Linked DNA regions of Homo sapiens: region 1 is linked to region 2. Evidence: chromatin loops called from intact Hi-C (ENCODE). Cell type or tissue: heart right ventricle. All regions are shown on one strand. Links, peaks and the distances in the headings refer to the core of each region. The heading gives the core; the rest is flanking DNA. Region 1 overlaps SLC6A17 (solute carrier family 6 member 17). Region 2 overlaps STRIP1 (striatin interacting protein 1).

The links. A loop is a pair of places that touch in the nucleus more often than their neighbours do. Peaks named below come from ENCODE experiments on the same cell type or tissue, not always from the same donor. Only the 100,000 strongest peaks of a DNase experiment are listed, where the experiment ranks them.
Region 1: it touches region 2 in a loop (3.0-fold over the local background); 3 of 110 quality-filtered maps call a loop at or near these places.

Annotation. Positions count from the first base shown.
Region 1 is chr1:110,181,411-110,187,499 of GRCh38, forward strand. The region is part of intron 6 of SLC6A17 (solute carrier family 6 member 17); the gene reads left to right. Among named protein-coding and RNA genes, the nearest start is that of SLC6A17-AS1, 16 kb to the left of the region's middle. In heart right ventricle, for the core only: CTCF peaks have their summits at 3,932 (motif pointing left) and 4,132; no DNase peak of the experiment used is centred there; H3K27ac peaks cover 1,300 bases.
Region 2 is chr1:110,049,897-110,055,999 of GRCh38, forward strand. STRIP1 (striatin interacting protein 1) reads left to right here. Exons shown (of 21, transcript NM_033088.4): 18 at 447-513; 19 at 1,060-1,164; 20 at 1,787-1,991; 21 at 3,769-4,745. The coding sequence ends at 4,016. Among named protein-coding and RNA genes, the nearest start is that of ALX3, 18 kb to the right of the region's middle. In heart right ventricle, for the core only: a CTCF peak has its summit at 4,109 (motif pointing right); a DNase peak (open chromatin) is centred at 4,105; H3K27ac peaks cover 1,177 bases.

The DNA of each region.
Region 1 (6,089 bases), core at 1,090-6,089, 130 kb after region 2:
ATAACCATCATTCACTTATTCATTCAACAAAGGTTTATTGAACACCTGTTACGTGCACTGTTCCGAGTCACGGGATCCAGCAGTGAACAAAGCAGACAGACTTCCTGGTCCTCATGGAGCTTACGTTCTGGTGGAGGGAGACAGATGTTGTCAGATAATATAAGATAAAGAATTGTCATTAACTGTTGATGCCAAGGGGAAAAATAAAGCAGAGAAAGGAGGTTTAGGGCATTCGGTGAGAAGAGTTGCAATTATGGACAGTACCGTCAAGGAACGCCTTGCTGAGAAGTGACGTATGAATGAAGACCTGAAGGAGGCCAGGGAGCAGGCTATGTGGATATTTAGAAGTAATGCATTCCATCCTGAACAGAGGGAACAATGAGTGTGAAAAGGACTTGAGACTGGCTGTGGCTGGCATATTCAAAGAGGCCAGTGTGGCTCGAATAGGAGGGGAAGGAGGTAGGACGTATGGTCGGTAGTAATGTACAGCCGGATCATGAGGGTCCTGTGGTTAAGGTAAGAAGTTTGACATTTACTCTGGTGAAAAGGGAGCCATCGAGAGTTCTCAGCAGAGGAGTAGCATGATCTGACTTCTTAGGACGATCATTCTAAGCCTCTTAAGTGGCTTCTGTAGAAAATCTGAGGGAATGAGGACAGGACAGGGAGACCTGTCAGGAGGTCCTCCAGGTGAGAGATGACTGGGGTTTGAGCCCAGGTGATGGCAATGGGAGTGATGAGAGTTGGTTCGATGGAAGATACATTTCAGAAGCAGAGTCAAAAGGGTTTGCTGTTGGATTGGTTGTGAGGTGTAAGAGGAAGAGAGGAGTCAAGGATGACTGTGGCCCTTTACATGAGCAGTTGGAAGGATGGAATTGACATTCATGGAGATGGGGAAGACAGTGGAGGGAACAGATTTGGTGGGGAACATCAAGAGTACTCTTTTGGACATGGCAGGCTTAAAATATCTAATAGATCTCCACATGGAGATGCTGAGGAGGCAGTTGGATGTATGGATCTAGAGGTCAGGTGTGGAGGTCTACATTTGGGAGTGCGGGATAACAGAGAGAATTTAAAGCCACAGATTGGTTCACAATCACCTAGAGAATGAACAAAGACAGAGAAGAGAGCTGAGCACTGGGGCCCTGGTGTTTAGAGGCTGAGGGCGGGATAGCTGTGGGTGGGCGGTGGCGGGGAGGTCGAAGAATAGGAGCAGAGAGAGAGACAGGCAGGCCGACAGACAAACAGACATTCTAGATGCAGAGTGAAGAAAATGTTTTAAGAAAGAGGGAACAATCAGCCATGTCCAAAGCTGCTGAGAGGTCAGGTGATGAGGTCTGAGAATTGACCGAGGCACTTGGCAACAGAGGGGTCACTAGTGACCTCAACAAGGGCTACTTGGGTGGAGTGCTGAGGACAAATCTAATAATAATGGGTTGAAGGGAAAATGGGAGCGAGGAATTGGAGACAAGTAATAGATACCAGTTATTCTCAGGAGTTTTGCGATACAGGAGCAGAGAAATGAGAAATGGGATGGTAACTGGAGAGGGTCATGGGGTCAAGGGTGTTATTTCACAATTTATATGATAAAAATAATCCATCATACACCACTGGTGGGAATGTGAAATGGTATAATGGCTTTGGAAAACAGCGTGGCAGTTCCTCAAAAGGTTAAACAGAGTTAGCATATGACCCAGCCATTCCACTCCTAGGCACATATCCAAGAGAACTGAAAGCATGTTCACACAAAAACTTATACACAAATGTTCATAGCAGCATTGTGTATTATAGCCAAAAAGTAGAAACAACACAATGTCCATCAACTGATGAATAAATTTTTAAAATGTGGTATATGCATACAGTGGGATATTATCCAGCCATAAAAAGGAATGAGGCAGTGATACACATTGCAACATGCAACTCCTGAAAACTTTAAGCTAAATGAAAGAAGCCAAACACAAAAGACCACACACGGTATGAGTCCAATGATATGAAATGTCCAGAATAGGTGAATCCATAGAGAAAGAAGGTGGATTAGTGGTTAGTACTGGGCTTGTGGGGAGGTTGGGGGAGACATGGGGAATGACTCTATGTGTTTGGGTTTTCTTTTTGGGGTGATGAAGAGGTTTTAAAATTGAGTGTGGTAATAGTTACACAACAGTGTGATACGCTAAAAACGATTGAATTGTGCACTTAAAAAATTCAAAAAAGAGAAGGTAGTTTGTGTCATAGGAGAGGAGAAATAAGCAGGAGGGAGAGACTGCAGTGCTCAGCTGGAAGAGTTGGTCTCAGCTAGGACCACACACAGTCCCCATAGTAGCAGGAGGGAAAGGCTGGGCCACGGCGCATGGACGCTGGCAGGTGAGATGCTGTGGGAAGGAGCTCTCTTCTGATTGTGTCATTTTTCGCAGTGAAGTAGGAGACAAGGTGATTGTCTGAGAGCAGGAAGGGAGGAGGAGGACTTGGAGGGCTAAGGAGGAGTGAGTGTGAAGTAACTGTGTAAGAGATGGGAGAAATGTGTGGGCAGTGGCAGCACGAAGGGCCCCCTGGAGGCTAGGGGTCAGGAGTGTGCAGTGGACTCTCTAGCATGGAGATCGCCAACACTTCCGCAACTCCAAGATAGACAGTTTTTCACATTTGAACATCTCTGAAAGCACGCTGTTTCCGACGATCAGTGAGGCAATTATACAAGCCTGTTTTTTCTGTTTTTGTTGGTTTTTTTTGACGGAGTCTCGCTCTGTTGCCCAGGCCAGAGTGCAGTGGCGTGATCTTGGCTCACTGCAACCTCCGCCTCCCGGGTTCAAACGATTCTCCTGCCTCAGCCTCCCAAGTAGCTGGGACTACAGGCATGTGCCACAATGCCCGGCTAATTTTTTGTATTTTTAGTAGGGGTTTCACCATGTTAGCTAGGATGGTCTCGATCTCCTGACCTTGTGATCCGCCCACCTCGGCCTCCCAAAGTGCTGGGATTATAGATGTGAGCCACTGCGCGCAGCCCAGAAGCCCGTGTTTTACAATGGATAGTGCTTATTCTGTAGCAGGCACTTTTGTGTGCACTTTGCATATATAAACCCATTTAAACCTCCTAACAACCCTGGAGAGGTCGGTACTCTCATTATCACCACTGTGCAGATGGGAAAACTGAAGCACAGAAAGGGTGGATAACTGTAGGGAGGAGGCTATGAGTGGGCAACAGCAGAAGGGGCAGTGTGCCAGGAGCTCTGGGACTCTGTGGGTTCCCAACTTAGCATGTTGAGGAAGTGCCGAGGCTGGGAGCAAGGGCAGTGGCCCCAGGAGTGTGGAGAGTTCCATGACCACTCTGATGTGGACAGTAGGGAAAAAGAGGAACACACCCACACATATTCACGTGCGTGTATGTATATGTGTATGTAATGTATGTGTGTGTGTATACTGCTGGTATACGCATAAAATATCACAGGGGGGTACACCGGAAACTGACATCATGGGTACATCTGGAGAAGAAGAACCAGGTGTTACAGGATACAGGGATGAGGAAAAGGAGACTGAGGGATCGGGGTGTGCATCAACTCCTAGAGAAGAGAAGTGGGTTCTCTGCAAGTTCTGAAGGCCCAGGGGTGGAGGTTAGGGGTGGAGCTTCTTGACTCCCACAGTTAGAGAGAGGGCTTCTCAGCAGGATGATGAAGGTGGCCCAGCCTCATTACCAGAGCGTGGGCTCTGGAGCCAGACGATCTGGTTCAGACTCTACCTCATCACTCAGCAGTTGTTGGGCAAGTTCCTTTGCCCTGAGGGTCTCAGTTTCCGCAATGGCAAGATGGGGTGGACAGTGGCACCTCCCCAATGGGGTTGTCGGGAAAGTGCTTAGGACTGCTCCTGGCAAGTGGAGAGCATGTGGTAAATGTTAGCTATTATTATCCTCGTCCCTTGTGAAGGTGACACTGTTCTTGGGCAGCGGGAGCCCAGTGCTCCAGTGCCATCTGGTGCTTCGTGGCCCCGGCTGGCTCCACACCAGCAGGTGCACAGCAGTGCTGAGAAGCAAGGTGTGTGCTCCTGTCACGCATGCGCTCAGGCTAGGGCTCAGCAGCTGCTTGTGGGCTCAAAAGCATCATCATGCCCACGAGTCAAACGCCTTGATACACTTTGTTTCCCTGAGTGAGGAAGTAGTTCAGCCATCATGCTGAAGAATTGGCAGGAAGCTGTTCCTCTGTTTTAGAGCAGACACCCCGAGGAGGGGGCGAGCCGCCTTTTCTGAGGGAAAAGCCCATTGCCCATCCTCCTCTTGCAGTCACATCCTGATGCCTGGAAGGGGCGTGGGGTTTTCTGAATCTGGCCGGGGGTTCATCCTCTGTTGTTGCTTGTTAGAATCATGCACCATCACCCAGGAATCCTGGAAAGAGCCCCTTTAAATGCAAGGAACAATAAGCATTCTGTACTGAAGGTGCCAGGCTCAATTTACCCCCAGATTAGCACTGGGCATCTGTGGTCATCTCCATCAGCAAGAGTACCCCTCTGAGCTGCAGGCTGGAAGGGAGGGTGCCCAGGGACCACCTGCACCAGGCACTTTTCTCCTCAAAGGTCAAGTTCACCCTCAGATGCTTTCCTGGGCCCTATCAACATCAGATTTGGTTCCATCAATTTGCTGGGTGATACGTATGTGGGTGATAGGTATTCATTACACTATCTTCTCTGCCTTTGTACATTTTATAATAAATATTCCATAATTTTTTAGTGGAAAAAGAGCAATCTTAACAAACAAATTTTTTTTCTATCCAAAGTTGTTGAATATTCCATCCTCCAAGAAATCTCCAAGCTATATAGGGCCAGCTCTGATCTGCAGTTTGGGATTGTGGTATCCTCCCAGGAGTGGCTGCCTCCATTTATGAAATTTGACCCTGAAGTGTGACTAGGCTGAGGAATTTATTCACATCTTTATTGATCCTAAACCTTTTAGGTTTAGGGTGTGATGGAAATCTTAATGATGGTATGAATTTGGGTCTCACAGGTAGTCTGGACCTTTTTGTGAAAATGATTGACATAGATAAAAAAGGAAATAATTACCAAAAAAAAAAAAAAAGGAAAGAGAAGAGGAAAGGATAATAAAATGAAGCCAGTATTAAAATAGCCATGTTTTAGAAAGTAGAAGTTTGAAGTCCTAAGATCGTCCTCTTATTCTAGAAGACAGCATCTTAGCCCAAAAGGCTGGTACAACTTTGTAGCCCCTTGTCTGGTCCCTCCTGCTCAGCTCACAACTCATAGAAAAAGGTCAGCTTTTGTCTAGTCTCTCTCTCTCTCTCTCGCTCCCGACTCTTTCCTTCTCTCACACGTGCCAGCACTGTTCATACAAACAGGAGAGGAGATGGGCTCCACCCCTAAGCACAAAGTGTTGAAAGGAAGACGAGACACATAAACCTGTGACGTGGGTATTGACAAGAGCTGTGAGAGCTCAAGGACCAGAGGCAATTAGGAAAAACTTTAAAGAAGAAATGATATTCATGGTGGGTTTTGAGAAATTTGTAGGAGTTTACCAGAAAGTGAGTAGGAGGAAGGGAATTTCAGGAAAAAATTACAGCCTAGGCAAAGGCCAGAGGTGTGCTTTTGAAGAGGAGTAAGTTACCTGCATGTAGAATGTTCAGAACATAAAGGAATGGAAAAAGATTTTCTAGAAGACAGTGGGGAACCATCAGATATTTTTCAGCATGCAAGCGACGTGACCAGAGCTGTGTTCATCTTGTTAAAAAAAAACAAAAACAAAAACAAAAAACCACTTCAGCTAGATTAAATGTAAAAGTTTAATTGAGCAATGAACAATTCGCTAATCAGGCAGAACAATTCGCTAATCAGGCAGAACAATTCGCGAATCGGGCAGCCTTCCGAGCCAGAGTAGGTTCAGAGACTCCAGTGCAGTCATGTGATGGAAGAAGATTTATGGACAGAAAAAGGAAAGTGACTTACGGAAGATGGAAGTGAGGTGCAGAAACAGCTGGATTGGTCACAGCTTGGTGTTTGCCTTATTTGAAGTTGGTTCGAGCAGTTGACCACATTTGATTGGCCAAAACTCAGTGATTGGCACAAGGGTAGGCTACAGTCTGTTTACACCTCCACTTCTTACAGTT
Region 2 (6,103 bases), core at 1,104-6,103:
GTGCCTTGTAATGCCCTATCTGCTGACTCTTAGCCCCTGCTGTTGGCCTGGTGCCAGCTGTGCTTGACATTACTTGCTCGTCAGTGTGATATACCACAGGGCGCCGGCCAGACCCTGTCTCCAGAAAGGTTTGGCATAAATTAGTTGCCCTGAGCTATCTCCTCCCCCGCCCCACATTGATTGCTGTGGGGGAAGCTGTGAGGGTCTCTTCCCCTTACAAGATCAACAAGCTGGCCTCTGGCTACAGGGGTGCTTTACAAGTTCTCTTGTAACAGATATTTCCTCATCTTATAGGTGGGGAAACTGGGGTGGGACACATCAGGTAGATTCCTACTTCTGCTCCAACAAGTGAGGGAGGAAAGCTGGGAGCTGGCTCAGGCACGGCTGCTCCACCAGGCCCTGGGCCTTTGCTCATGGTGGGCATCTGGTTCCTCTCCCCTCTGCAGCATTTCTGTCCTGGATTACCCTCACTGCGTGGTGCATGAGCTGCCAGAGCTGACGGCGGAGAGTTTGGTGAGTGGCTGGGCTCTCCTCAGCTGTCCTTTTGGCACCAGGGTCAGTGGGTAGAGAGCCTGCCTACCCCAACACTGCAGGAATAGAGGTGTCTCCCGCAGGTGAAATCACTGTGGAGTGCCCGGCTTTTAAAGCACTGTAAGTGTACAGAAGGGCCAGGAGGAGGGCTCTTGCAGAGCAGAGAGATTTGGATTTAGGGATTAGTCAGGGAGTGTGGTCTTCAGGGGCTGCTGATCCAGAGCTCACCTAGTAGAGGGCTTCTCTCCCTCAACACTGGACTCGGCAGTAGGAGCTCTGGGGCAGCCCAAGGCCACAGCTCCCAGTATCATGGTTCATATTTCCTGCAGGAAAAGTCTAGGGAGCCTCCCTCTTCCCCTAGTCCCCTGCCAGCTTCTGGGATGGAGTCCTGGGGCTGCTCTGAGAGCAGGGGATTCCTGGTAGAGGCCTGGAGACCCGGCTGTCCTGAGATCATGTGTGAGGGACTTTTGGAAACTGCTGCACACACTGCAGCCATGAGGGCTGATTGTTCCTGGGTTTACCCTGCAGGAAGCAGGTGACAGTAACCAATTTTGCTGGAGGAACCTCTTTTCTTGTATCAATCTGCTTCGGATCTTGAACAAGCTGACAAAGTGGAAGCATTCAAGGACAATGGTAAGTGAGTCAGTGTAGTCAGCAGGCTTGGAACTTGGAGCTCAAAGAAGAGTGCTGGGAGCAGGGAGTCCCCAGGGTGGGGCTCACTGTGCCTTCTCACTTAACTTTGCTGTAGCCGTATCCTTGCATTTTAAGGGCCAATTCCCAGTTCCTTGATGAATTGAACTGGAAGCTGGAAGAGGCCCAGTCATGCACTGAAACAAATCTACATTTATAGAAGAACTTTTTCCATGTCGTCTTAATCTTGATTGGTAACATAATCAGGGTTCTGAGAATCTTCCTTAACTCTGGGTCTGTGGATGCCTTTGGGGTGGGGAGGTCCTTGAATCCTCTGATAACTGTGTGTACATGTACACCGGAATGTTTCTGGAAGGAATCCATAGCTTTCTTCAGATTCCAAAGTGACACATAGTTAGGGTGACCAACCATCCTGGTTTGTCTGGAACTCTACTGGTTTTAGCATTTAAAGTCCTATGTATCAGGAAACTCTTCAGTCCAAGGGAAACTGGGATGGTTTGTCACCCTGACAGTAACTTCCAAAGGGTTAAGCAGCAGTGTGACCTGGGATGTATGCATTTATTTTTGTCTTCAACTTGGGCTGCTTGCTTGTTTCCCTTCCCAGATGCTGGTGGTGTTCAAGTCAGCCCCCATCTTGAAGCGGGCCCTAAAGGTGAAACAAGCCATGATGCAGCTCTATGTGCTGAAGCTGCTCAAGGTACAGACCAAATACTTGGGGCGGCAGTGGCGAAAGAGCAACATGAAGACCATGTCTGCCATCTACCAGAAGGTGCGGCATCGGCTGAACGACGACTGGGCATACGGCAATGGTGAGACTCTGCACTCAGCCAGATTTGGGTGGGAGTGTGTCGGGAAAAGTGACATCTTTCACTCCCTGCCCGTGGTACTCAGGTACTTCTCTGCCCTGAGCTTCCCCCCAAGGAACAGGAAGGAGCCCAGCTCCTGCTTTTGTAGCATCAGGATGGGCACTCTAGGAAGGACTTTGAGAAGCTACCCAGCCTTGGCATCTGCGATCATCCCCATCTCTCCTTGTACCTCCAAGTCATTCCTTTTCTAGAAATTGTCATAAGACTGTGTCCCCTCTTTTCATCCCCATTTTGGCCACCTAAACTCTTACAGCTCTTGACTGACTTCCCTGCCTCTAATTTCTTCCCCTCCATCAGTGTCTCAGATTTCCCTAGTGATCCTTTTTTACTTTGATGTTTTTTAAAGATAGGGTCTCGCTCTGTTGCCCAGGCTAGAGTGCGATCCTGGCTCACCACAACATCTGCCTCCTGGGCTCAAACTATCCTCCTGCCTTAGCCTCCTGAGTAGCTGGAACCACAGGCACATGCCACTGTGCCCACCTAATTGTATCTTTTTTATAGAGACAGGGTTTCACCATGTTTCCCAGGGTGGTCTTTTTTTTCTTTTGAGACAGAGATTCTGTCGCCCAGGCTGGATTGCAGTGGCACAGTCTCAGCTCACTGCAACCTCTGCCCCCCAGGTTTAAGCGATTCTCCCCCCTCAGCCTCCCAAGTAGCTGGGACTACAGCTGCACGCCACCATGTCCAGCTAATTTTTGTATTTTTTGTAGAGATGGGGTTTCACTGTGTTAGCCAGGCTGGCCTCGAGTTCCTGGCCTCAAGAGATGCACCCACCTCGGCCTCCCAAAGTGCTGGGATTACAGGCATGATCCACTGTGCCCAGCCTTCTCAGGGGGTTCTTGAACTCCTGGGTTCAAGCGATCCACCAGCCTCGGCCTCCCAGAGTGTTGGGATTACAAGCGTGAGCCACTGCGCCCGGCCCCCTAGTGAATCTTTTCAACATGCAGATCCTGTGCTGTTACCTCCCTGAGTAAAATCCTTCATTAGCTTCCTATTTCCCTTAGAATTAGATTCAGACTCAGGCAGGGCATGTGAGGCTCCCTCGTCCTTTTTCATTCTCCTCCTCTGTAATCTGACCCAGCTTCCTTTTCAACCTTGTTACGGGCTGTCAGTCCAGCCTCCATCATACCCAGAGCTCCAGGCACAGGGAGTGCTCAGTCCCTGAACATAGCCGTGTGGTTCCCACTACTAGGCCTCTGCAGGCACTCTTCTTTCGCCCACAGTGTGTCTCCCCTGCCCACCTGGGCTGCTCTGTGTGTGCGTGTTGCTGCGTTGTTGCGTTTCTGGAATATACCACCATGGCTGAATGACTGTGTCTGTACTCTCAATGCCCTGTGAATGTGTGCAGGCCCACAGTGGCACACGGTACCTGGTTGGGGAGTTGAGAGAGAATGAGCAAAGGAGAAGATCTCCAGGTTCCTCCCTCTGACCCCAGAGAGCCAGGGAGAATGCCACTTTGAGAGAAATGTGTTGTACACATGGTTCTCCCTCTCTGGGTCTACATAATCCCTACAGTATAAGCCTCTTTCTCAGTACCTCTGGCTTTTCTGCTTGTACTTGACTCTCCTTTGGATCTAGGAAGGAATTCCTGGCATCTTTCTGAGGATGAGCTCGGAGGTATCCTGCTCTTAGTTGACACTCAATATTCCTGGCCAGTGAATCCATGGGGAGCTGCTACAGGGCATGGCTCCTAACGGTGTTTCTTCCTGCTTTGTCTCAGATCTTGATGCCCGGCCTTGGGACTTCCAGGCAGAGGAGTGTGCCCTTCGTGCCAACATTGAACGCTTCAACGCCCGGCGCTATGACCGGGCCCACAGCAACCCTGACTTCCTGCCAGTGGACAACTGCCTGCAGAGTGTCCTGGGCCAACGGGTGGACCTCCCTGAGGACTTTCAGATGAACTATGACCTCTGGTTAGAAAGGGAGGTCTTCTCCAAGCCCATTTCCTGGGAAGAGCTGCTGCAGTGAGGCTGTTGGTTAGGGGACTGAAATGGAGAGAAAAGATGATCTGAAGGTACCTGTGGGACTGTCCTAGTTCATTGCTGCAGTGCTCCCATCCCCCACCAGGTGGCAGCACAGCCCCACTGTGTCTTCCGCAGTCTGTCCTGGGCTTGGGTGAGCCCAGCTTGACCTCCCCTTGGTTCCCAGGGTCCTGCTCCGAAGCAGTCATCTCTGCCTGAGATCCATTCTTCCTTTACTTCCCCCACCCTCCTCTCTTGGATATGGTTGGTTTTGGCTCATTTCACAATCAGCCCAAGGCTGGGAAAGCTGGAATGGGATGGGAACCCCTCCGCCGTGCATCTGAATTTCAGGGGTCATGCTGATGCCTCTCGAGACATACAAATCCTTGCTTTGTCAGCTTGCAAAGGAGGAGAGTTTAGGATTAGGGCCAGGGCCAGAAAGTCGGTATCTTGGTTGTGCTCTGGGGTGGGGGTGGGGTGTTTCTGATGTTATTCCAGCCTCCTGCTACATTATATCCAGAAGTAATTGCGGAGGCTCCTTCAGCTGCCTCAGCACTTTGATTTTGGACAGGGACAAGGTAGGAAGAGAAGCTTCCCTTAACCAGAGGGGCCATTTTTCCTTTTGGCTTTCGAGGGCCTGTAAATATCTATATATAATTCTGTGTGTATTCTGTGTCATGTTGGGGTTTTTAATGTGATTGTGTATTCTGTTTACATTAAAAAGAAGCAAAAATAATTCCCGTTGGCTTGTCTACAGGAAATATGGCCTCTACGTATCTCCTCCAGGTCTAGAAAGTGGTTTTTTCTGCTAGCATTGCTGGTCAACGCTTGTCCTTGTCAAGCTGCCTGCCTTTCCCATCCTGGGGGAAGAGGAGAGAGAGTTGGCATTTATCCAGTGTAAGTTAACCCCACAGTAATCTGGGATTGCTCTAGCCCAACTCCAGGGCACTAGGTTACTTTACTGACACATTGTCCTGCACCCCTGGGTTTGCTGTAATTTCAGTAGGAGCCCCAGGTTTCTCTGGATCACATCACTGAGCTGGCCTCAGCCAAACCAGTGTCAGTGCTATGGAGGGAGGGGCTAGGTCAAAGCAAGGGGGTCTGCTGCTCTAGGTCCTCCCTGGGGCAGGTGGTTGGGACTGAGGGGAAACTTCAGTACTCAGAGCCTAGGAAGCAGACCATCAGGAGTCAGGTTCACGGTGGGAAAAAGTGTTGGAGGGCCCAGGAGCCCCCTGTGGCTGAGAGAAAAGCAAGGAAAATCTTTGTAGTAGGTGTCAGTGGACACCTGGCGCCTCCACTTTGGCCTCCAGACCCCTGGTTTCATCTGCCTGAGAAGATATTAGTGTTTTGATGCTGGTGAAAGGAGTGTTTCCTTTTTAGAATTCCTGGAAGCTCTTATTTTACCTGTAGGCAGTTGTTTTGTAGGTTGTTAAATCTCCAAGGGGTCTTGACTTGTAAAGGAAACATGTTCTGGGGAGCATCTCCCCTTCTTTGGGTCTTGTGTTCATGCCTGCCTGGCCTGGGACCTGCTGAGCCTCAGGACAGGCCTTTTGATGTGCCAGCATGGTTAGGGACAGCAGGGGTGGAAGGCAGCAGTGTACTCCTGATGGTCACACAGCTGTGAGATGGGAAGTCCCATCTGTGACTGATGGGCCCTGTGCCCCAAAGTAACTTGTACAGGACAAGGGAATTGACACAATTTATGTGTGGATGATGGATTTTCTGCTATTTCTTTCCAGGACTGACAGGAAATATGTATCTTGAGATTTCAATTAGGGAGAGATGGATTTTTCACATTCTTACTCTCCCATGAAGCCTGAGTCACTGAAACTGCGTGGTCGAGGCCTGTCTCTCCTCTGACCTGCAAAAGAGAATGCAGGACTATCAAAGCTGCAAGGGCCATAAAGCCTGGGCAGGCAAATCCTTTCAGCTGTAGGCCCAGGAGCCAGCCTGGGGAGAGGAAGGGGCTTCTCACAGCCACAGAGTGTATTAGTGGCAGGTTGGCCATTTGAACTCAGGTCTTTGTACAGAAATGTCTTTTGGAGCCACACAGTTTTTGTGGCTTTTTAAATCTCATATGGGTCATGAAATGGG